Linked DNA regions of Homo sapiens: all the other regions are linked to region 3. A link is a loop called in an ENCODE intact Hi-C map of the cell type or tissue named here. Cell type or tissue: heart right ventricle. All regions are shown on one strand.

The links. A loop is a pair of places that touch in the nucleus more often than their neighbours do. Peaks named below come from ENCODE experiments on the same cell type or tissue, not always from the same donor. Only the 100,000 strongest peaks of a DNase experiment are listed, where the experiment ranks them.
Region 1: it touches region 3 in a loop (12-fold over the local background); 92 of 110 quality-filtered maps call a loop at or near these places.
Region 2: a loop joins it to region 3, with 8 times the contacts of the local background. A loop is called at or near these places in 37 of 110 quality-filtered maps.

The regions. Positions count from the first base shown.
Region 1 is chr7:74,022,635-74,030,634 of GRCh38, forward strand. It overlaps ELN (elastin), which reads left to right and starts at 5,539. Exons shown (of 33, transcript NM_000501.4): 1 at 5,539-5,635. The coding sequence starts at 5,554. RefSeq lists enhancers at 3,950-4,922, 5,895-6,866. In heart right ventricle, a CTCF peak has its summit at 4,363 (motif pointing left); DNase peaks (open chromatin) are centred at 597, 4,367, 5,257 and 6,959; H3K4me3 peaks cover 4,007 bases; H3K27ac peaks cover 3,902 bases; H3K27me3 peaks cover 2,331 bases.
Region 2 is chr7:74,389,995-74,397,994 of GRCh38, forward strand. CLIP2 (CAP-Gly domain containing linker protein 2) reads left to right here. Exons shown (of 17, transcript NM_003388.5): 14 at 7,080-7,239. Among named protein-coding and RNA genes, the nearest start is that of GTF2IRD1, 60 kb to the right of the region's middle. RefSeq lists a silencer at 5,857-6,046. In heart right ventricle, CTCF peaks have their summits at 3,845 (motif pointing left), 4,047 and 4,779 (motif pointing left); DNase peaks (open chromatin) are centred at 3,857 and 4,782; H3K27ac peaks cover 583 bases.
Region 3 is chr7:73,862,791-73,870,790 of GRCh38, forward strand. TMEM270 (transmembrane protein 270) reads left to right here. Exons shown (of 3, transcript NM_182504.4): 2 at 2,203-2,631; 3 at 2,787-3,100. The coding sequence ends at 3,083. Among named protein-coding and RNA genes, the nearest start is that of TMEM270, 5.6 kb to the left of the region's middle. RefSeq lists an enhancer at 7,181-8,000. In heart right ventricle, a CTCF peak has its summit at 3,523 (motif pointing right); a DNase peak (open chromatin) is centred at 3,559; H3K27ac peaks cover 1,092 bases.

The DNA.
Region 1 (8,000 bases), 160 kb after region 3:
AGTATCTTAGACTGGAAGCATCTCCTGCCAGCCCGGAGATGACAGAATGTCCTGCAGGCCACTCCCTTGGAAGCACCTCTGGAGGTGGTCCAGCCCCGAGCTTCCCAGCCTCAGATTCCAGCACAGTCTTGGGGTGCACACGAGCACACAGGCTCCAACAAGGGAGTCAGGGAGTCAGGGCCCCTACTATCTCCAGGCTCCATCTAAGATGCCTGGATTTTGGTGGGGGGTGGAAGTGGAGGAAGACAGACCCAGTAACTGGGATGGAATTCACTGCCACCTACCCGTGTGACATTGGCTTAAATTAAATTAAACAGATCTAAGGCAGACACCAAGATGCTCTTTCTGGTGGGGCCGAGTTTATAGACAGGACTCCTAACCCTTCTGCTTGTTAACCGGCATAATAATATCCCCATTGGAAAATGGAAGTGTGCTTTGCAAACGGTCAAGTGTCAAACAAACAAGAGGCGTGCTCTGGACTCCTCCATCCCGGGTCCCATGGGAAGGGGGTGCACAGAGGAGGGCCGGCTCACGATGTTCCCCTCTAGATGGCAACAGACAGCCCGTGAGGCACTGTAGGAACAGCACAGGGCAGAACAGCCCGTCCGGGACACCCACCTCCCCACCCCCGGCTCACACTGGCCAAAGATCCAGACTGACAAATGACTCAGACACACAAACGCCCGGGGCTAAGAGGAAACACGGCATGGCCCGGAGGTTGCAGGGGGCAGCACTCACAGGGATGGGGCTTTCTGCTATGCCTACCCCTCCACCCAGCCATGATCAGTGGCCTGAAATGGTGTCATGGACCCCCTCCCATGTTTGAGCACTTGCTGTATACCAAATTCTTACAGATATGTTTGTACTCTTAAATGGTTATGAAGATCCTGTCTTCATAGGACGAAACCAGGGATTCTAGGGGTCAATTACTGTTGATGTCACCATCCTTCATTATTATTAGATAATCTGGCCAAACTCATACACTAATCAACATCAGTCCCCATCACAACCACAACAACGACTGCTGACCCTTCCGAACCCACTCCCAGCCTGGGGGGTTGCAGAAGCACCGAGTTCCAGAATTTCAGCCTCCCTCCCACAACGTCCAACGCACCCCCTCGAAGCACAGCCTGTCCTTCTTTTGAGCTGGCTCTGTGTGATGAAGGGACACCCAGCAAATGGCCCAGACCCATGGGCATTCGATCTATTTTCGGTTGCAGTCCCTTTACCTCTGACACCTGTGCCTGCGCCAGACCCCTTCCTTTCCTGGCCGGCCATCCGAGGGGTCCCTGGTGGCCTCTGGGAAGAGAGGAACTGCAGAAGTCCCTTTCATTTTCCAGCTGAGGTGCTGGCTCTGGGCCGATGCTGCCGGGCACCCCACAGGAGGTAGCCGCCCTCTCTGGCTCAGTCACCAGCACGAGGGCAGGGCCACTCCTTTGGGGCTGCTTGTCACGGGTGCCCTTTGCCAGCCTCCAAGGACATCCTTCCTTCTCTGTCCCTCTCCCCTGTCCTCAAGCCCCGTCCCATTTTGAACCTCTGCATAGCAGGATTCAGATTCCCTTCCAAGCGCATCAGAACTAAGGCTAGCTCTGGCTGGGCATGGTGGTTCACGCCTGTAATCCCAGCACTTAGGGAAGTCGAGGCGGGAGGATCACCTGAGGTCAGGAGTTCAAGATCAGCCTGGCCAAAACGGAGAAACCCCGTCTCTACTAAAAATACAAAAATTAGCCAGGCGTGGTGGCGCGTGCCTGTAATCCCAGCTACTCAGGAGGCTGAGGCAGGAGAATTGCTTGAACCCGGGAGGCGGAGGTTGCAGTGAGCCAAGATCGTGCCACTGCACTCCAGCCTGGGTGACAGAGAAAGACTCCCTCTCAAAAAAGAAAACAAACCACCAAAAAAGAACTAAGGCTAGCTCATCTCACCAGTCCTTTATGATCTAAACCAGTGCTGTCCCCGGTGGCAGCTGCTGGCCACATGTGGCTAATGGAGCACTTGAAATGTGACAAGTCCAGATTGAGACGTACCCTCGATGCAAAATACACACCAGTTTTAAGACCTGGTACAAAAAAGAATGCAAGATATCTCAATAACTTTTATTTTGATTGGATGTTGAAAGGATTATACTTTAGATATGTTGTGTTAAATATATTACTAAGAATAGTTTTACTTATGTTTTCTTTTATTTCATATGGCTACTAGTAAATTTAAGATCATAGGAGGGGCTGGATGCGGTAGCTCACACCTGTAATCCCAGCATTTTGGGAGGCCGAGGCGGGCGGATCACCTGAGCTCAGGAGTTTGAGACCAGCCTGGCCAACATGGTGAAATCCGGTCTTTACTAAAAATACAAAAATTAGCTGGCAGTGGTGGCGGATGCCTGTAATCCCAGCTACTCGGGGGCTGAGGCAGGAGAATTGCTTGAACCTGGGAGGCAGAAATTTTAGTGAGCGGAGATCACGCCACTGCACTCCAGCCTGGGTGACAGAACGAGACTCCGTCTCAAAAAAAAAATCTGAACTTTGTCTGGATAGCGACGGAGGGTGTCTGAGCAAAGCACGATGTTCTCAGAGCCATCCAGAGACTGGGAACTCTGTCCTACCAAAATGGGTGCACCCAGAGGAGCTGGAAGATAGAGATGCCCTGTGGGTGACTCATCTGGTTGCCCCTTGGTGGCACTGAGCCAGGCAACAAGCGGGAAAGGCTTGTCAATGATAACGGCAAGACCAACGATCACCAGGCAGCCAGGTGCACCCGGTAGCCCTCTGTGGGCAATTCTGCATGTATGACCTTATTTAGTCATACAGCTAGGCAAGGAGGTGACACTAAGCATTTGAGTACTGATGGGGTCTTGAATGAACAAGTAAATGAATGAATGAATGGATGGTGGCCGATGACTGTCATCTCTAGTTCTTACATTATGTATCTTATGCATCAGACTACACGGCATGGATATTCAGTGCAATGGATTTGATTGTGAATTGAGGCCCCCTTTTGCAATCTTGTTGCATGTTATGTTCGTGGAGCTCCTGCAATGAGCAGAGGCTGCTAAGCAGAAGCAGCGCACAGGCTGGGGGCAGGACACAGGGCCCCCGGCCTCAGGGGAGAGGTCTGTTCCAGCCACCTCAAGTCTATTCCTGTGAGTGCCCCTCCACACCCCTCCTGGATCCCCCCACTGCAAACTCTCTCCCCCTGGCTCCGGACTCTCTCCCCGTCCTGGAATTAATAAAGACTCTGTGCAGACTGCGGTTTGCAAGTCTGAAAGCTGGTTCCTGCCCGTGTCACTGCCTCGAGAAGAGAGGGGTCCAGCTCCCCACAGTAGCCCCTGCCTTCCTCCTTCCCAGGCAGGCGGAGGCACGCAGATATACCATTGACTTCCCCTCCCCTGCAGCAGGCACATCCTGGGCATCGAGCTTCAGACCCTGCCCCTGAGCAGCCCCTAACCCCACCAACAAAGGGTGGCTTGGGGGGGCTTTCACCCCAGCATAATCTCCATCAGCTACCCTCAAAGCACCCCCAAATAAACACACACCGTAAGTAAGAGCTGTACACTGGCTGTGTGCGTACATCTTCAAGACAATTCTCCCAGCATGCCCCTACCTTCCAAAATTCCAGAGCTGCTCCCTCCAAAGACCCAGGGAAAAGGAAGGGTTTGTCCAGGGTCCTGGGGTGGCCCCGTATAGACCAAAGCCTGATAGCTGTCCTAGAAGCAGAGTACTTGCAGAGCGAGTGACGGCAACTGTGGTATTGACACCAGTCCTAGCACCAGCTGAACACAGAGCATTTTTGATCTAGCAGAAATACAAGACCACGTTGTATTTGTCTTTGCAATAATCTCTTAGCTAGGAATACTGATCACCTGTAGACAGATAAGGAAACTGATGCTCTGTGGAGAGGTTTTCCTACCAGAAAGGCTAGAGCCAGAAATTTACTTCTAGGTCCACCAATACCTGCCTTTGACCAATGCCTGCATTTGACCTTTCCACGCTGAGCCACCCCTGCTGGCACTCCAGACTGCCACAGTGCTCCTGCCTCCACAAGGGGTCTTTAACTCATCCCTCGGAGCCATCGTGGTGCAGGGAAAAGCCCACAGGGCGTGTGGCTTCCATGCTGTTCCCTGACTGGCTGTGACCTAGGACAAGGAACAAGTTTCCCTCTCCTATTCTCTAGGTCTCACATTTCTTCTCCTCTAGCAGTAGTGGGAAGTGAGGGGTGGGGGACACGACCCTCCCCTGTTCCATCCCACACTCCAACCCCCAAAATCCCCCAGGGTCCCCGTCCAGCTCAGTCCTGGGGGCAGAAATGCAGAGTTCTCCAGGAACGTGGTCCCAGCTGTTTCAGTGCAGGCCGCCCCCTCCTGGCCACCAGCGGAATGTCAGCCTTCCCAGAGGGGCCGGGAGAACAGCAGTCGAGAAGCTCCCAGACTGGTGTGGGCGCTAGCTGTGCTCAGCGTGGGGATGGGAGGTGACCCAGTGATAATGGGAAGCTGGGCTGCCTGTCAGTCTGCGGGGGGCTCCCACCTCCCTGTTCCCCCACAGGGCACCTGGGGATCCAGCCTGATTTTTACCAGACCCTGCGGCCTGCATGGGGCTGGGTATAGGGCTGTGACCTTGACCCATGCAGAATAGAACCCTGTGTGTCGGGATCCTCCATGTGCTCCAGATGCCCCTGGGGACAGCACCAACATGGCCTTAACTCCCAAGCCATTCCCCTGCCTCTAACCCCCTGGCATCTGCAGGCATCCACCCCAGACCCACCCAACACCTCCTCCCCAGCTTCAGGCGCTAGGCAGAGACCTTGGCCCCTGCAGAATGCAGCCCTGTCCAGGGTCCCCTACCTTCCCCCCAGATCCCTCCCAGAGCAATACCAACCCGGGCCTACCTTCCAGGCCATTCAACCTGCAGCCCCCCGGCCTCTGTAGACATCGCACCCCCCAAACCCCCAGACCTGCCCAATGCCTCCCCTCCCCAGCTTTGGGCAGAACCTGTCTCTAGCCAGACCTGGGGGTGTTGGGGAGTCTGGAGGGCCGGGGTGGGGGCTGAGGCGCGGGACAGCTGGCCCGTATCCTCACACTGGGCCCGGGGCCCAGCCGGAGGGGCGGGGGCCTGGCCACTCGGGCCTTGGCTGGGGCTGGGATTTTTGGCCTGGCCGCCAGGCCCTCCCTTCTGCTTCCTCTCCCGAGGGCTGTCCTGGCAGAGGCCCCCCTCGCTCTTTCTGGCGGGAACAGGGCCAGCAGCGAAAGAACAGTCGCAGAGGGAAAGCGGGAAAGAGATGGGGGAAAGTGTGTGTGTGTGAGTGTGTGCTTGTGTGCATGTGTGTGCGTGTGTGTGTCAAGGAAAAAAGCTCGCAGTCCAGCAGCCCGGGCCTGGGAGGCTTGTGAGCCGGGCCTTTCGTAATTGTCCCCTCCCCGCGGCCCCCTCCCCCAGGCCTCCCCCCTCTCCCGCCCTCCCGCCCGCCCTCTCTCCCTCCCTCTTTCCCTCACAGCCGACGAGGCAACAATTAGGCTTTGGGGATAAAACGAGGTGCGGAGAGCGGGCTGGGGCATTTCTCCCCGAGATGGCGGGTCTGACGGCGGCGGCCCCGCGGCCCGGAGTCCTCCTGCTCCTGCTGTCCATCCTCCACCCCTCTCGGCCTGGAGGTAAGGACCCCTCGCCCCTGTCCCCAGCGCTGCCCACAGCTGCGGGCCCTTTGGGCCAGGTGACTAGACGCTCAAGGGGGAGACCTTCGTCCCTGGGAACTGCAAGGGGTCCCAGGTGGGAGCCCCTCAGCCACTGGGTCCTCGGAACTGCCCCTCCCAGGAGCCAGCCCCGTGCCCAGGAGGAACCTGTCAAAGAGACACCCTCGACTCAGAATAGTCCCAGCCCAGCATCCAGGCTTTGCTGCCCTGCGAGGGCTGAGGGGGCCCCTGCTCAGGTGCCCGGGTGCCCGCCCTGTAGGGGGATCAGAGCATCCTGGGGGAGGGCCCAGCGGGAACCCCTGGGTCTGGAGACACCACAGTCTGCACACCTGTGGACACAGCTGGGGTGCACACCAGCCCTGGGGACAGGGAACCTGGGCTTGATACCAGCTCAACCGCAGTGAGCTGTGTGACCTCAGCAGGTTCCTTGACCCCTGGGAAGCCGGGATCCCCCCGTCAGGAAGGTCAGGGCTCCGCTGAGGATGGGTTTGCAGGTTGGGAAGCTGCTGCTGTGTTCTCCCTGCTGAGGCAGGCAGGGACTCCTGGTATGCATTTGTGTGTGTGTGTGTGTGTGCATGCACACAGGAATGAGCGTGCTGTGTGCTCGTGTGTGTATGTGTGCATGCACAGGTGTGCATGTGTTCAGATGCCCGGCTGTGTCACTGAACAGGGAAAGGGATTTCTGGAGGGGTACATATGTCTGCTCACAGGTTCATCCTTAGGCAGGTGTATGCGTATGTTTGGAGGAGGTATATGAAGCTGCTCCTTAGTGTGTGCAAAAGTCTGCCACCTGACAGACATGTAGACATGTACACATGTAGACATGGGCGATCTGGCATCCAGGTGTGACACTGGTGTGGACTGTCACTGTGTGTGTTATGGAGTGTGTACATCTGTGTGTGTGAATGTGTGTGCGATGTGGCACGCAAGCATGGAAAGGCGGGCTGGAGAAGGTGTCTGTCTCCTGGCAGAGGCAGTGTGGCTGAGACAGAGGCTGGAGTGGATCCTGGGGCACTGCTGGGCCATCTGCTATGTGCCCCAACCCAGGCACAGTTGGTTATGGGGTTTGAGGGTGTGCCCTGTGGGGCTGCTATGCCGCGGCCAACGGGGGAGGACAGAAGAGGCTCCCGGGCATGGGAAAAAGGAGGGCATTTGGTAGGGGGGTCTGGGTGGAGTCTGGTTTCCTCGGGAGTCCTCCTTGCCATGAGAACCAAACGCTGAGTGGGGGGCGGGAGGGCCACGGGGTGGAGTCAAGGGCCTGGGCAGGAGCTGCAGCTGTTTCCGTGAGATTGAACAGCTTCCTGTGCAGGGTCCGCTGCTGGACCTGGATGAGGCCAAGGGACATGGGTACCCACAGGCGGGCCCCAGCAGGGGCAACGAGCCAGGGCCTGAAAGCAGCAGCCCCGGGTCCGTCTCAGCCTCCTCCCCAGGTGTAGCCCCCAAACACCCAGCCACCCTTCTTCCCAGATGGGGCCACCACCTATAGGGTGGCAGTTCATCATCAAGGAACCTTGAGAATTAGAAATTATTATCATCACTTGACAAACAAGGAAGCTGAGGCTCCGGCAGGCTAAGGCAGTCCCCGGGGGTTAGTATCAGCCAGCTCTCTGCCCCAGGTCAAGGGGCAAGGGGGTTAGGAGTGAGCTAGCAGGCAACATTTGGGGAGGGGAAGGCTTGGGGCTGAGTCCTTAAAGCAGGCATGCCCTAGGCAGAATCAGCTCTCTCCTTGTGTCCTCAGTGACACCGCTAAACGCCCAGCTGGCCTCACACTTTGCAGAGATCAATCTCAGCTCTGTCCCAGGTGGCTGGACTTGCTAGGTCCAAATAAGGGGTGTGTGAACTGATGAGCTCGTGTGGGGTTTTGCACAGAAGTGCTACTGAAGTCTGCAGAGGTCGGGGAGCCAACACAGGGAGTGGAGCGCTCAGTCACATGCTCACTGCCACTCACCTGGCTGTCCTGGGGGAGCCTGGCTTCTCCCTCAAGGAGGAGGGTGTCACTTATGCAAGTTCAGCGGCTCCAAGGAAGGAACCCTGTTGCGGGGGTGGGGGAGCAGGAGGAGGGGACAAGCCGCACAGCTCCCAGGCTGTTTCAAAAGTGAGCATGAGAAATTAACCCAGGGATAATTCTTCCCCATCCCCCAGAAATAGTATCAGGGATTTTTTTTTTTTTTTTTCCTGATTTCAGAACTGAAGATGGTTTGGAACAGAGGTTTCCTTTTCTTTTATTTTCCTTTTTTATTTTTATTTTTTTACCTTTTTTATTTTTTTTAAATTGAGACAGGGTCTCGCTGTGTTGTCCAGGCTGGTCTGAATTCCTGGGCTCAAG
Region 2 (8,000 bases), 530 kb after region 3:
AGGATGATCTCTTGAGCCCAGGAGTTCGAGGCTGCAGTCAGCTATGGCATACCACTGCACTCCAGCCGGGGCAATAGAGCAAAACCCTGTCTCTTTAAAAAAAAAAAAGAAAGAAAGAAAGAAAGAAAAGAGAGAGAGAGAGAAAGAAAGAAAGAAAAAGAAAGAAAGAAGAAAGAAAGAAAGAAAGAAAGAAAGAAAGAAAGAAAGAAAGAAAGAAAGAAAGAAAGAAAGGATTAATGCCTCCCCAAAATGTTTGGTCTCAGGGACCCCTTTAAACTCCTAAAAATTATTGAGGATCCCCAAAGAGCTTTTGTTTGTTTATTCTATATTTACCATATTAGAATTAAGACTGAAAAAGTGTAAGATACGAATCCATCTTAAAATAAGAAGCCAGGCCAGGCGTGGTGGCTCACACTTGTAATCCCAGCACTTTAGAAGGCTGAGGCAGGAGGATCACTTGAGCCAAGGACTTTGAGACCAGCCTGGGCAACATGGCAAAACCCCTCTCTACCAAAAACACAAAATTTAGCTGGGCATAGTAGCATACATCTGTAATCCCAGCTACTCAGGAGGCTGAGGTGGGAGGATCACCTTAGGTGGCAAGTCGAGGCTGCAGTGAGCCAAGGTCTTGCTACTGCACTGCAGCCTGGGCGGTGGCAGTAAGACCCTGTCTCAAAAAATAAAATTAATAAGCCAATTGCATGTAACATAAGTAGCATGCTTTTGATAAAAAGTAACTATTTTCTGGCGGGGTGGGGGGGGTGGGTGGGGGACTGGGCGGGGTGGCTTCTGCCTGTAATCCCAGCACTTTGGGAGGTCGAGGTGGGCAGATCACCTGAGGTCGTGAGTTCAAGACCAGCCTGTCCAACATGGCGAAACCCTGTCTCTACTAAAAATACAAAACATTAGCCAGGCGTGTTGGCAGGCACCTGTAATCCCAGCTACTCGGGAGGCTGAGGCAGGAGAATCTCTTGAACCCGGAAGGCGGAGGTTGCAGTGAGCCGAGATTGCGCCACTACACACCAGCCTGGGCAACAAGAGCGAAACTCCATCAAAAAAAAAAGTAACTATTTTCCAAAACAAAAAATATTTACTGGGAAGAGTGGCATTATTTCAAATTTTTGCAAAATCCTTGAATATTGGGGCTTAATAGGAGAAACTAGATTCTGGCATCTTTTTCCATGTTCCATCTTTGCAATTTGCTCTTTTGGTTGAACTATGTTCTAAAAATCTGATCTTACATAGATATGTAGTTAGAAAACAAAGGAGTATTTGAATGTCCTTTTCAAATCATGGTTAGTATTTCTACTAGCCCCAGAAAAAACCTATTGTATTCTGAAGAGAAGTAATGAAAATAGTTTTGTTATTATTACAAAAATAGTTTTGAGCCATAGATCCCTTGAAAAGGTTTTAAGGGACCCACTGGGATTTCCTCAGAACACACTTTAGCATCCAATGAGCTAGATTCAGTCGATAGACATGGTTTGTGTGGTCCCTCTGAGCCTTTAAGAAATTAGACTAACAATTAAAAATCAGAAGATGGGGCCAGGCGCAGTGCTTCACCCCTGTAATACCAGCACTCTGGGAGGCCAAGGCAGGCAGATCACTTGAGCTCAGGAGCTTGAGACCAGCCTGGTCAACATGGCGAAACCCCGTCTCTACTAAAAATACAAAAATTAGCCAGGCATGGTGGCACACACCTGTAGTCCCAGCTACTCAGGAGGCTGAGGCAGGAGAGTCACTTGAACCCGGGAGGCAGAGGTTGCAGTGAGTCGAGATTGTGCCACTGCACTCCAGCCTGGGCAATAGAGTGAGACTCTGTCTCAAAGAAGAAGAAGAAAAAAAAAGGTTAATTAATTAAAGAAAATAAAAATCAAATGTTACAGAAAAGCCAGATTTCTCCACATTCCCTTAAAAAATGGGAAGATCTGGCATGGCATGGTGGCTCACACCTGAAATCCCAGCACTTTGGGAGGCGGAGACTGGAGGATCACTTGAGCTCAGGAGTTCAAGACCAGCCTGGGCAACACAGCAAGACCCCATCTCTACAAAAAAATAGAAAAATAGCTGGGCGTGGCTGGGCGCAGTGGCTCACGCCTGTAATCCCAGCACTTTGGGAGGCCGAGGCAGGCAGATCACGAGGTCAGGAGATCGAGACCATCCTGCCTAACACGATGAAACCCTGTCTCTACTAAAAATACAAAAAATTAGCCAGGCTTGGTGGTGGGCACCTGTAGTCCCAGCTACTGGGGAGGCTGAGGCAGGAGAATGGCGTGAACCTAGGAGGCGGAGCTTGGAGTGAGCCAAGATCACGCCGCTGCACTCCAGCCTGGGCGACAGAGTGAGACTCCATCTCAAAAAAAAAAAAAAGAAAAGGAAAGAAAAGAAAATAGCTGGGCGTGGAGCACACGCCTGTGGGTCCCAGCTACTCAGGAGGCTGCGGTAGTAGGATTACTTGGGCCCAGGAAGTGGAGACTCAGTAAGCCATGATCATACCACAGCCTGGGCGACAGAGCAAGACCCTGTCTCAAAAAACAATAAGTAAAAGGCTGAGTGTGGTGGCTGCTCACGCCTGTAATCCCAGCACTTTGGGAGGCCGAGGCAGGTAGATCACCTGAGGTCAGGAGTTCGAGACCAGCCTGGCCAAGATGATGAAACCCCATATCTACTAAAAATACAAAAATTATCCAGGTATGGTGAAGCACGCCTGTAATCCCAGCTACTTCAGGCAGGAGAATCACTTGAACTAGGAGGTGGAGGTTGCAGTGAGCCAAGATCGTGCCATTGCACTCCAGCCTGGGCAACAAGAGTGAAACTCTGTCTCAAAAATAATAATAGTAATAAACACAATTTTAAAAAATAACAAATGGCAAGACCTAACAACACAGGACAGACTTCCAGCATGGCGATCACCCCATCATAGCTGGGGAGCCCCTGCCCCCTTCTGATGGGCGTGGGCCCCCTGAGTCTCCTGGGGAGGCCCCACTTTCCCTTCATTATTTTTCTTACTCCCAATTCCCCAGCCCCTGTAAGCATTTGCTTTTTTTTTTTTTTTTTTTGAGACGGAGTCTTACTCTGTTGCCCAGGCTGCAGTACAGTGGCGCGATCTCAGGTCACTGCAACCTCCACCTTCTGGGTTCAAGCGATTCTCCTGCCTCAGCCTCCCGAGTAGCTGGGATTACAGGCGCCCATCACCATGCCCAGCTAATTTTTAGTAGGGACAGGGTTTCACTGTGTTGGCCAGGCTGGTCTCCAACTCCTAACCTCAAGTGATCTGCCTGCCTCTGCCTCCCAAAGTGCTGGGAGTACAGGCATGAGCCACCGCACTGGGCCCAGCATTTGCATTTCTTTTTTTTTTTGAGATGGAGTTTTGCTCTTGTTGTCCAGGCTGGAGTGCAGTGGCACAATCTCTGCTCACTGCAACCTCCACCTCCTAGGTTCAAGTGATTCTCCTGCCTCAGCCTTATGAGTAGCTGGGATTACAGGCATGTGCCACCATGCCCGGCTAATTTTGTATTTTTAGTAGAGATGGGGTTTCTCCATGTTGGTCATGCTGGTCTCGAACTCCCGACCTCAGGTGATCCACCCGCCTCAGCCTCCCAAAGTGCTGGGAATACAGGTGTGAGCCACTCTGCCGGGCCCAGCATTTGCATTTCAACCCAAGTTAAAGGAATCTCTTTGAAGCACAGACATCCTTTTGTAAAAGAAGAAATGCTACCTCCTTTCCTTCTATACAGATTAAGAGTTGCTCTAGCTACATTTGCTACAAATCTAACACCTTTCTAGAAACTGTAGCCCTGCCCAGGAAGGAAACAGATGCGATGAGGCAATCTAGGAATTTTCCAGAACAACACTGCCCTCTGCAGATGCAGCCTGTGTTTTTCCAGTAGGAACAAACCAGCCAGGACCCTGGCCAGGGTTCCAGGGCTGCCCTCCCTCCCCTGTCTCCCATCCTAAGTGGAAAAGTTATTATTGGTGCCCTGCCTGGTCTCACTTTCTCCGAGGAAGCTTTCCGCCCTATCTCAGCCGCAGGATGCCCCTCCGCTGAGTCTCGATAGAACTTCCTGGAGTTTTGGGTCTTTATCCATTGTCTCTGAATTTTCCCTGTCATCTGAAGCCACATTTCCTCTTTCCCAGAGGGCCTCATCCCCGTCTCCCTGCTGTCAACAGCTGTCAACAGCCTCCTTCCATCCTTCAGCTCTCATCAGTTATGAGATTCCTCCCTTCTGGGATACCTTCTTTTTCTTCTTATTTTTTTTTTTTTTTTTTTTTTGAGATGGAGTTTTGCTCTTGTTGCCCAGGCTGGAGTGCAGTGGCACAATCTCTGCTCACCGCAACCTCTGCCTCCTGGGTTCAAGCAATTCTCCTGCCCCAGCTTCCCAAGTAGCTGGGATTACAGGCATGCGCCACCATGCCGGGCTAATTTTGTATTTTTAGTATAGATAGGGTTTCTCCATGTTGGTCAGGCTGGTCTCAAACTCCCGACCTCAGGTGATCCACCTGCCTCGGCCTCCCAAAGTGCTGGGAGCACAGGCGTGGGCCACCGCCCCGGGCCCAGCATTTGCATTTCAACCCGAGTTAAAGGAATCTCTTTGAAGCACAGACATCCTTTTGTAAAAGAAGAAATGCCATCTCCTTTCCTTCTATACAGATTAGGAGTTGCTCTAGCTACATTTGCTACAAATCTAACACCTTTCTAGAAACTGTAGCCCTGCCCAGGAGGGAAACAGATGCGATGAGGCAATCTAGGAATTTTCCAGAACAACACTGCCCTCTGCAGATGCAGCCTGTGCCTTTTCCAGTAGGAACAAACCAGCCAGGCCCCTGGCCAGGGTTCCAGGGCTGCCCTCCCTCCCCTGTCTCCCATCCTAAGTGGAAAAGTTATTCTTGGTGCCCTGCCTGGTCTCACCTTCTCCGAGGAAGCTTTCTGCCCTGTCTCAGCCACAGGATGCCCCTCTGCTGAGTCTCGATAGAACTTTCTGGAGTTTTGGGTCTTTATCCATTGTCTCTGAATTTTCCCTGTCATCTGAAGCCACATTTCCTCTTTCCCAGAGCCTGGCCTCATCCCCGTCTCCCTGCTGTCAACAGCTGTCAACAGCCTCCTTCCATCCTTCAGTTCTCATCAGTTATGAGATTCCTCCCTTCTAGGATACCTTCTTTTTCTTCTTCTTTTTTTTTTTTCTGAGACGGAGTTTTGCTCTGTGACCCAGGCTGGAGTGCAGTGGCGCAATCTTGGCTCACCGCAACCTCTGCCTCCTGGGTTCAAGCAATTCTCCTGCCCCAGCCTCTCAAGTAGCTGGGATTACAGGCATGCACTACCACGCCCAGCTAATTTTGTATTTTTAGTAGAGATGGGGTTTCACCATGTTGACAGGCTGGTCTTGACTCATGACCTCAAGTAATCTGCCCGCCTTGGCCTCCCAAAGTGCTGGGATTACAGGCATGTGCTACCACACCCAGCTAATTTTTGTATTTTGAGTAGAGATAGGGTTTTGCTATGTTGGCCAGGCTGGTCTCAAACTCCTGACCTCAGGTGATCTGTCCTCCTCAGCCTCCCAAAGTGCTGGGATTACAGGCATAAGCCACCATGCCTGGCCAGAGATACCTTCTTTTTGGCCAGTTTGCTAAGTCCAGTTCATTCTTCAGGGCTTAGCACATTGTCACCTCTTCCTTGAAGCCTTTCTTGATTGATACAGGCCACCGTGGGCTCCTCCACACTCCTGCAGTGCTTAGGATGGAGGTGGGAGATCAGCTAGGAATGCTTTGGTGACAGTGATGTCACATCCATCAAACAGCAGATTAAAGTAGCAGAGATTTCCTTTTCTTACATAACAAGAAATCTGGAGGTAGCTGTGACTGGCAGTTGGTTCAGGAGCTTAAGATCTCAGTGCCAACACCTTTGCAGTGCTCCCCGCCTCATGATTGCAAGGTGGCTGCTGAAAGTCCAGCCATCACATCATACATCATAGCAGAAAGGAGGAGGAAAGGGAAGGGAGCTGTGCCAGCAGATTTCCACTGTTCTCTACCCGTGGCCACCTAGTAAGGGAGTTTTCCCCTCTGTAGTAGTTGCAGGCAAGGGAAAACGCTAGGGCATAGGGGTGCATGTGCTCCTGCCTATGCCCATGGCAGGCATTACCAATCGATCACTGCACTGTTTCCTGCAGACCCCAAATGTGGCCTCAGAACCATTATCATCATAGTACTCCAGGTAGATCCTGTCAGTTGATTAAGAGGTGACATGGGAGATAAAACCCATTTGACATCAGGTATTTAAAATGTCTTGCTGGCCAGGGGTGGTGGCTCAAACTTGTAATCCCAGCGTTTTGGGAAGCCAAGGCGGGAGGATCACTTGAGGCCAGGAGTTCAAGATGACCCTGGGCGACATAGCAAGACCCTGTCTCTATTTTTTAAAAATAGATAAAATGTCTTGCCTCATGAGATTTCTTGGGTAAATGTTTTGGGGTTATGTGTGTGTGTGTGTGTGTGTTTTAATTAAACAAATATATTGTCTTTTCTTTAAAAATTTTATTTATTATTATTTTCTTTGAGACAGCCTTGCTCTGTTGCCCAGGCTGGAGTGCAATGGCACGATCTTGGCTCACTGCAACCTCCACCTTCCAGGTCCAAGTGATTCTCCTGCCTCAGCTGCCCGAGTACCTGGGATTACAGGCACTTACCACCACGACTGGCTAATTTTTGTATTTTTAGTAGAGATGGGGTTTCACCATGTTGGCCAGGCTGGTCTCAAACTCCTGACCTCAAATGATCCGCCCACCTCGGCCTTCTGAAGTGCTGGGATTACAGGCGTGAGCCACTGTGCTCTGCACTCCCCCCACAACAACTTTAAAAAGTACTCTAGGAAAGGTCAAGTCCTCAGGACCATCCCAGCCCCAAATCCTGGCCCCTCTTGGGCTTTGGTTGAATTGTGTCTACTGTGGCCCCTCGTGGCACAGATGCCATCTAGTAGCCCATGTCCCCCACCAGTTGGTCAGCCCCTGGACACTTGGCAAATTGCTAGAGTGTGGGAGCTGGAGGAGCCAGGGCTGAGTGCAGTGGTTCTGTGCCCGCCTCACCCCCAGGAGCCTGAACGAACTGCGGGTGTTGCTGCTGGAGGCCAATCGTCACTCCCCAGGGCCGGAGAGGGACCTGAGCCGTGAGGTACACAAGGCTGAGTGGCGGATCAAGGAGCAGAAACTCAAGGATGACATCCGGGGCCTGCGTGAAAAGCTGACCGGGCTGGTATGTGGGGTAGGGGTGGCCTAGGGGCAGGGGCACTAGTCCGGGTGGGGCTGGGCTAGCCTTGCTGTCAGGCCATGGAGACTGGAGACCTCCTGGAATGACCCCAGGGACAGCTGAGTCATGGTGAGGATTTGAAATCTTCTAGGACCACAGGCAGGTGGAGGGACCCTGGCTAGCCGCTTTTGCAGACATCATGGCTGCCTATGTGGCAGTCTGTGTGATACGGTGCAAAGGAAAACTTCCTATCTGACCTGTCCAGAGGCAGGATGAGCCAATACAGGTAAAGAGCTCCCTGTTCAGAGGAGTAATCAACCACAAGCCAGTTCCTTGCTCAGGGTCCTGCAGTGGGGCTTCACACATCAGTCTCAGGAAGGAGACAAGAACTTGAAAGTCTACAGCAAGCCTGGGATTCTGGGTGGCTGAGTTTTTTTTGTTTTTTTTTTTTTTTTTTGAGACAGAGTCTCGCTCTGTTGCCCAGGCTGGAGTGCAGTGGCGCGATCTCAGCTCACTGTAAGCTCTGCCTCCCTGGTTCACACCATTCTCCTGCCTCAGCCTCCCAAGTAGCTGGGACTACAGGCACCCGCCACCACGCCTGGCTAATTTTTTTGTATTTTTAGTAGAGACAGGGTTTCACCGTGTTAGGCAGGATGGTCTCGAACTCCTGACCTTGTGATCCTCCTGCCTCGGCCTCCCAAAGTGGTGGGATTACAGGTGTCAGCCACTGCGCCCGGTCGAGATTTCTTTTCTATTATGAATAGGAA
Region 3 (8,000 bases):
CGGAGGTTGCGGTGAGCCGAGATCCCACCATTGCACTCCAGCCTGGGCAACCCTGGGCAACAAGAGCAAAACCCTGTCTCAGAAAAAAAAAAAAAAAAAAAAAAAAAAAGATTTGCATCTTGGCTGTTTTACCCTCTAGCTGTGTGAATTTGGGCAAATCACTTCACCACTCTGAGCCCGTTTCCTCTCCTATAGAAATGATCTTGTGGGATCATGTGGGATATCATAGGTTTCCCTCCTCCCTGGTCTCAGCACCATAACCTGGGAGGTCCTATTTCCTAGCTCTACCCTAATTCTTCTCCCTGCTGGACCCTTTGGTCTCAGCATAGCTCCACCCTCCACGTCCCAAGCTCTGCAAATCCAGCCCGTGAGTGGGGGGTCTTGCAGCCAATCTCAGATGGTGGGGCCTGTGGACACGGGGATGGGGGGTCCAGGTGGGTGGATTGGTGTCACTCAAGGGCTGGGGGCTTTCCAGCTCTGATGAAGGGTCTCCAGGACTCAAGAACAGCTTTCCCCCACCTCACCCCAGTCCTGCAGCTTCATCTCAGTGAATGGGAGACACCGTTGTCCAACTCACCACCCAGATCAGAAATCTGGAATTCTTTTTTTTTTTTTTTGAGATGGAGTCTCACTCTGTTACCCAGGCTGGAGTGCAGTGGCACGATCTGGGCAAACTGCAACCTCCGCCTCCTGGGTTCAAGCAATTCTCCTGCCTCAGCCTCCCGAGTAGCTGGGATTACAGGCATGCACCATCATGCCCAGCTAATTTTTGTATTTTTAGTAGAGATGGGGTTTCACCAGGTTGACCAGGCTGGTCTCGAAATCTTGACCTCAGGTGATCCGTCTGCTTCGGCCTCCCAGAGTGCTGGGATTACAGGTGTGAGCCACCATGTCCGGCTGGAAATCTGGAAGTCTTTCTGGATCTCTCTCCTTCACCCTTCTCATTAGGTCTGTCGTGAATTATGTGACCCCTGCCCCATGTCTCTCACGCCTCCCTGCCCCTAATGGCATTGTCCTTTGCCCCAGCAGCCCTCCTGATGCCAGGGGACAACTGGTACAGAGGCAAAGCCCAGCTACTTGGAAGAAGACAAGTGACCTGGGTTCAAAGCCCACAGGATTGGGGTGGGGGATCGTAACATGGTAATAATAGCCATGAAACCTCCTTCAGTCTGGAGTATTGTAAATAATCATTTAAATCCAATGGAGGCCAGGTATAGTGGCTCATGCCTGCAATCCCAGCACTTTGGGAGGCTGAGGCAGGAGGATTGCTTGAGGCCAGGAGTTCGAAACCAGCCTGGATAACATAGCAAGACCCCGCCTCTACAAAAAAAAAAAAAAAAAAAAAAATTAGCTGGACTTAGTGAGATGCACCTATAGCTCCAGCTACTTGGGAGGCTAATGGGGGGAGGATTGCTTGAGCCTATGAGTTCAAGACCAGCCCAGGCATAATAAGAAGACTCCATTTCTTAAAAAAAAAAAAAAAAAAATTAGCCAGGCATGGTGGCATGCACTTGTGTGGTCTCAGCTTTTTGGAAGGCTGAGATGGGAGGGTTGTTTAAGTGTGGGAGGTCAAGGCTGCAGTGAGCTATGATGACACCACTGCACTCCAGCGTGGACAACAGAGTGAGATCCTGTTTCTTAAAAAAAAATATCCAATGGAAAGGAACCCAAATACAATATGAAACACCTTCTAATGTTCCCTTCTCAGAAGGGAGTCCTTCAAAGTGGACAGAGTTCATCCTTGCACCTGTGGGGAGCTGAGGCCTTGAGATGGGGATCTGACTCAAGGTGGTCCAGCAGCTTCACCTCTACAGTAAAAGTGGGGTTCCTGGCCAGGCGCAGTGGCTCACGCCTGTAATCCCAGCACTTTGGGAGGCTGAGGCGGGTGGATCATCTAAGGTCAGGAGTTCGAGACCAGCCTGACCAACATGGTGAAACTCCATCTCTATTAAAAATACAAAAACTAGCCAGGTGTGGTGGCAGGCGCCTGTAATCCCAGCTACTCAGGAGGCTGAAGCAGGAGAATCGCCCGAAACCGGGAAGTGGAGGTTGCAGTGAGCCGAGATAGCGCCATTGCATTCCAGCCTGGGCAACAAGAGTGAAACTCCGTCTCAAAAAAAAAAAAAAGAAAAAGAAAAAGTGGGGTTCCTGTCCCAGGAGGGTGATGATGGCTGACGGTTGTCTCTCTCTCTTCTTCTGCAGTTGGTTCAGAACCGAGATCACCTCTATAATTTCCTGCTCCTCAAGATCAACCTCTTCAACCACTGGGTGTCAGGGCTGGCCCAGGAGGCCCGGGGGTCCTGTAACTGGCAGGCCCACCTACCCCTGGGAGCTGCAGCCTGCCCCCTGGGCCAGGCTCTCTGGGCTGGGCTGGCTCTGATACAGGTCCCCGTATGGCTGGTGCTACAGGGACCCAGGCTGATGTGGGCTGGCATGTGGGGCAGCACCAAGGGCCTGGGCCTGGCCTTGCTCAGTGCCTGGGAGCAGCTGGGCCTGTCTGTGGCCATCTGGACAGATCTGTTTTTGTCATGTCTGCACGGCCTGATGTTGGTGGCCTTGCTCTTGGTGGTAGTGACCTGGAGGGTGTGTCAGAAGTCCCACTGCTTCCGACTGGGCAGGCAGCTCAGTAAGGTGGGTGGTCTCGGGGTGAGGCTGGGGTGTGGAGGGCAAACCTGGGGTACTGGGTGTGGTCAGGGCTGGCTGGGCTTGCAGGGGGGAGCCACAGCCAAGCAGTGTAACCCTATGAGCTCCTAAGGGCCACCTGCCCATCTGTCTCCCTGTTCCAGGCCTTGCAAGTGAACTGCGTGGTAAGGAAGCTCCTGGTACAGCTGAGACGTCTGTATTGGTGGGTGGAGACTATGACTGCCCTCACCTCCTGGCACCTGGCCTATCTCATCACCTGGACCACCTGCCTGGCCTCCCACCTGCTGCAGGCTGCCTTTGAGCACACGACCCAGCTGGCCGAGGCCCAGGAGGTTGAACCCCAGGAGGTCTCAGGGTCTTCCTTGCTGCCCTCACTGTCTGCGTCCTCGGACTCAGAGTCTGGAACAGTTTTGCCAGAGCAAGAAACTCCCAGAGAATAAATGTATCCCCATCTGCCTCTCCTGGTCTGGCCTAGCCTATGGTCTCACTCCCTCTTCCCTAATGGGCTGGAGAGATGTTGTGTGAGTGATGTGCATGTGTGTGCCTGCATGTGAGCCCAGGACTGCCTCTGGGAAGGAAATCACTTTCCGTCAGCATCTTCTATGGGCCAGATATCAAACATCTCAGACAATTTACTCATAATTTGGTTTAAATCTCCTAGCAACACAGGCATCAGGTTTGATTAGCACCATTTACAGCTGAGAAAATTGAGCCTCAGAAGGTTGAACTTTCCCAAGGTCACAGTCTGTCAAGGGCAGAACCAGCACTGGGTCTCTAGATTTTTTGTTTCCCAGAATCCTTAACTTTCTCTAGGTGCGTGCCCCTGGTTCTCAGAAGTATTGGTGCCCAGGGCTTTAGGGGAGATGGGCAGTTAGAGACTTTGGCCTCTGGGGGGTGCCAGGGCCTCACATTTCAGAGATTTAGAAAGCTTTGAGAAACAGTTGTGAGCCAGGCTTCAAGGAGCCCATTCATTCATGCACTTGGCCATTCATCCATCCACCTATCCACCCACTCACAAAGCCATCCACAGAACCATCCATCCACCCACCCACCAATCCATTCACCCACTCACCCATTCACCTGCCCATCTACTCACACATCCACCCATCCATCCCTCCACCCATCCACCCATCCATCCATCCATCCATCCATCCATCCATCCATCCATCCATCATCACCCAACAACCTATGCATTCATCCATCCATCCATCCACTGATCCATTTATCCATCCATCCATCCACCCAACCACCCATCCATTGACCCACCCATCTACCTACCCATTTAATTACCCATTCATCTATGCATTCATCCACCCATTCGTGCATCCATCCATCCATCCATCCATCCATCCATCCATCCATCCATCCACACACCCACCTATCCATCCATCTACCCACCCACTGATCAATTTACCCATATATCCATCCATCCATCCATCCTCCCAACCACCCATCCATTCACCCACCCATCTGCCTACCCATCCACTCACCCATTCATCTACCCATTCATCCACCCATTCATGCATCCATCCATCCATCCGTCTATCCATCCACCCATTCATCTATCCATCCACTGGTCCATTTGCCTATCCATACATCCACCCACCCACCCACCCATCCATTCACCCACCCATCTGCCTACCCATCCACTTACCCATTAATCTCCCCATTCATCAACCCATTCATGCATCCATCCATCTATCCACCCACTCATCCACCCATCCATCCACCCATCTATCCATCCATTCATCCATTCATCCATCCATCCATCTATCCATCCACTGATCCATTCACCCATCCATCCATCCATCCTCCCAACCACCCATCCATTCAGCCACCCATCTGCCTAACCATCCACTCACCCATTCATCTACCCATTCATCCACCCATTCATGCATCCATCTATCCATCCATCCATCCATCCATCCATCCACCCACCCACCCACCCATCCATTCATCCACAGAACCAACCACACCCACTCACCCGCTATCTGTTGAAGAGCCATCTGTCTCCCTGGGGAAAGGGGAAACCTATCCAGTATCTCAGCACTCCCCTAACCTGTGAGTAAGGACACAGGGTCCTGCTGCATGGGTGGCTGATGCTGCTGTGCCAGCTCAGGCTGTGATGCTTCCAATCCCCAAGACTCAGCCTTCAGGTGAGTGATTCTGCTGAGAGGGGAAGGGATGGTTTCTTGAGTGTTTGCAGTTACCTCTCACCTACTCCCAAGCCAGAGGGTGGTGGTGTGAGCGTGGCTCTTCTCCACTCGGGTTCCCAGCTCAGTGAGGGCCTCCCTTACAGCTCAGGGTGGATGTGGGTGAACTTCCAGACCCTTCCTCCAAGTCTAAGCAGCAAGGCTGTCCTGCTCTAGGAGGGACATCTGAGGGGTCCCATCTGGCCAACGAGGTAGAACATGTACCAGGAAGGACCTATAAGCACCTGGTCAGAGGGGTAACATGACTGGGATTCTAGAACATACACACAGCTTTCAGGGAAGCATGAGTGCAGGAGTAGGTGATGTCAGCTCTTTGCTGAGGCAGGGACTGGAGGAAAGGAGGAGGCCCCAGAGCAGTTTGGGGCCAAAGTGGGGATGGACAGGAATGTGGCCCAAGCCCCGTGGAGAAGATCTGGGCTTGGGGACAGAAGCTTGGATTCTGTGCCTCTGCCTCTGCCTCTGCCCGCCTAGGTCACTGGGTGTGACCTTGGATGAGGCTCTCTTTGCCCACTCTGGACTTCGGTTCCCATGTCTGTGCAATGCGGGATGGGTGGGGTGATCCCCGATAAGGGAGTCAGCATTTGGTTTGGTTTTTGTTTTTTTGAGACAGGGTTTCGCTGTCACTCAGGCTGGAGTGCGGTGGCATGATCTCCGCTCACTGCAGCCTCCACCTCCCAGGTTCAAACAATTCTTGTGCCTCATCTCTCGAGTAGCTGGGACTACAGGCGAGCGCCACCATGTCTGGCTAATTTTTGTATTTTTAGTAGAGACGGGGTTTCACCATATTGGCCAGGCTGGTCTCAAACTCCTGACCTCAGACGAACTGCCCACCTTGGCCTCCCAAAGTGCTGGGATTACAGGTGTGAGCCACTGCGGCTGGCCGAGAGTCAGCATTTGGGGTTCCTTGATGCCAGGCCTTGTTCCTCAGTGCCCAGGTAAGAGGTGGGGTGGGGCAGGAGAGGAGCAGTCCCCCTGTCTACGCAGCCTGCCAATAAGGCCCTACACTGGCTGACTTCTGGCTCCCTGAATCCCCTGTCCTGGAGTTATTGCTGCTTTTGCAAGATCTCTTCTAGGACTTGAATTCTTCCGGCCTTCCAAGGTCTCTGGCATCCTGGGGGAAAGGGAGAAGGCCAGAATCTCCCCTCGGCTGCCACTCACAATGGTGGGCACAGCAGAGGCCTTGGGGTCAGAGAGCCTTGGGTTTGGATGCTGGATCCACAACCTCTCAGCTGTGTAACCTTTGGCAATTTACTAAACCCTGAGAGCCTCAGTTTCCCCTCCTGTGATCAGGGTATAATCACAACACCCCAGATGTCACAGGGCTGTTGCCTGGTCTGTGCACGTGCGGTCCCCGCTCAGAGCAGGCATGGGAGGCTCTTGGGACCCCACTCCCTGGCTCCCCATCTCCCAGGCCTGCTGCCTTTCTGGGGGCTGCAGCTTCTGAGGCCCGGGGTGGGAGCAGTCAGTCCGTCTGTCTCAGGCCTGTGAGCATGGAGGGGCCCTGGCCTGCTGGAAGAAAACAACTGGTGGCCGGTGTCAGGGGGTGGACGGGGCATGGGCAGGGTGGGGGGAGCTGGCTGCAAGGCCAGCCAGCAGCTTCACGCAATCTGTCTGCTATGCAGTCCTGGGCCTGGCCTGTATTTATTTATGCTGAGCGTGTATTTATATCAGTCCCTTTTTCATTAATAGGGCAGGAAATGGCTGGAATTGTTACATACCTGGCGGGCCAGGGGTCCCACTTCGCCAAGACACACAGGGCCCTGGCTGCCCCGTTGTGATTGTAAGGGCCCCCCTCCTCAGTCTGCCCGCAGGCCCCGGCCCGAGTTCCTGGCCCTTCCCTGACCCCCCCGCCTCTTGTTTTGAGACCCTCTCCACCTCCCGGAGCCCTGGAACCCACATTCCCGGGCGAGGGGTTCATTTGCAGGCCTCTCCCTGTCCCCCGGTTCATCCTGACCTCATCCCAACCCCAGGAAAGGCTGCGGTGTTAGGGGCTGTCAAAGTGCGCACTGAAGGATGGGGGAGGGGCTGGTGAAGTCCACGCAGAGCAGCGGGAGTTTCGGGGAGAGATCAGGGTCGGGAGGGTTTGGGGATGGGATCCTGGCGCCCAGGATGGGGGGACTGGACAGAAAAGGAAATGAGGGGATACATAATAAGAGGGTTCCCCTGAGCAGAGGGGTGGTCCCACCCCCTGGGGCTTCGCTCTCCACCAAGCCCAGTCCCATCATGTAAGCATGGGTGGCCTCTGTCACTTGGGACCTGCCTAGCCCACCAGAGGGGTCTGTGTGTCTATCACCAGCCCCCCTGCTGCCCCAGGCCCAGTGGGGGATGGGGGCTCACTTCTGTCCTGCCTTCCTGCTCCCCGGTCTGCACACTGGGTTCAGCACTGAGCCAGCGTCTCTCTCCAGGCCCCAGCTCTTGGGCTCAGGCCCCAGGTGGGGCTGCCAGAGCTGAGAGGCGCGGCCCCTTCCCCAGAGCGCTCGCCTGACATAACCTATTAGCGCTTCTCGCTTCAATCCAGCTCCCCCAGCCAGCCTCCCCACCCAGGCCAGACTGTGCCGGTCCTGTTGTCTCTCTCCTGAGCTGCTTTGCCCCGACAGGGTGAGAAGGAGCTGGCAAGATGCCCGATGGCCCCAAGAGTAGCTGTGCCTGTTCGCCCCTCCCCTGCTAGGCTGCCCTATGGTCAGGTGGACTTGATCATTGACCTTGACCAGTGGCCGCTGTGGCCACGATGACTTCCTGTCTCAGAGTCCAGAGCTGGGGCCGCTGGACAGTCGTGGGACTGAAACTTAGAGGACAAGGGGCTTTCCTGAAGTCCTGCCCTGTGCCTCGGTCCTTGCCTTCTCAGCTGCACTTCTTTTTTTGTTTTGTTTTGGAGACAGTCTTGCTCTGTCCCCCAGGCTGGAGTGCAGGGGCACGATCTCAGCTCACTGCAACCTCCACCTCCTGGGTCCAAGCAATTCTCCTGCCTCAGCCTCTTGAGTAGCTAGGATTACAGGTGCCCCGCCACCATGCCCGGCTAATTTTTGTATTTTTAGTAGAGACGGGGTTTCGCCATGTTGGCCAGGCTGGTCTCGGACTCCTGACCTCAGGTGACCCGCCCATCTCAGCCTCCCAAACTGCTGGGATTACAGGCATGAGCCACCG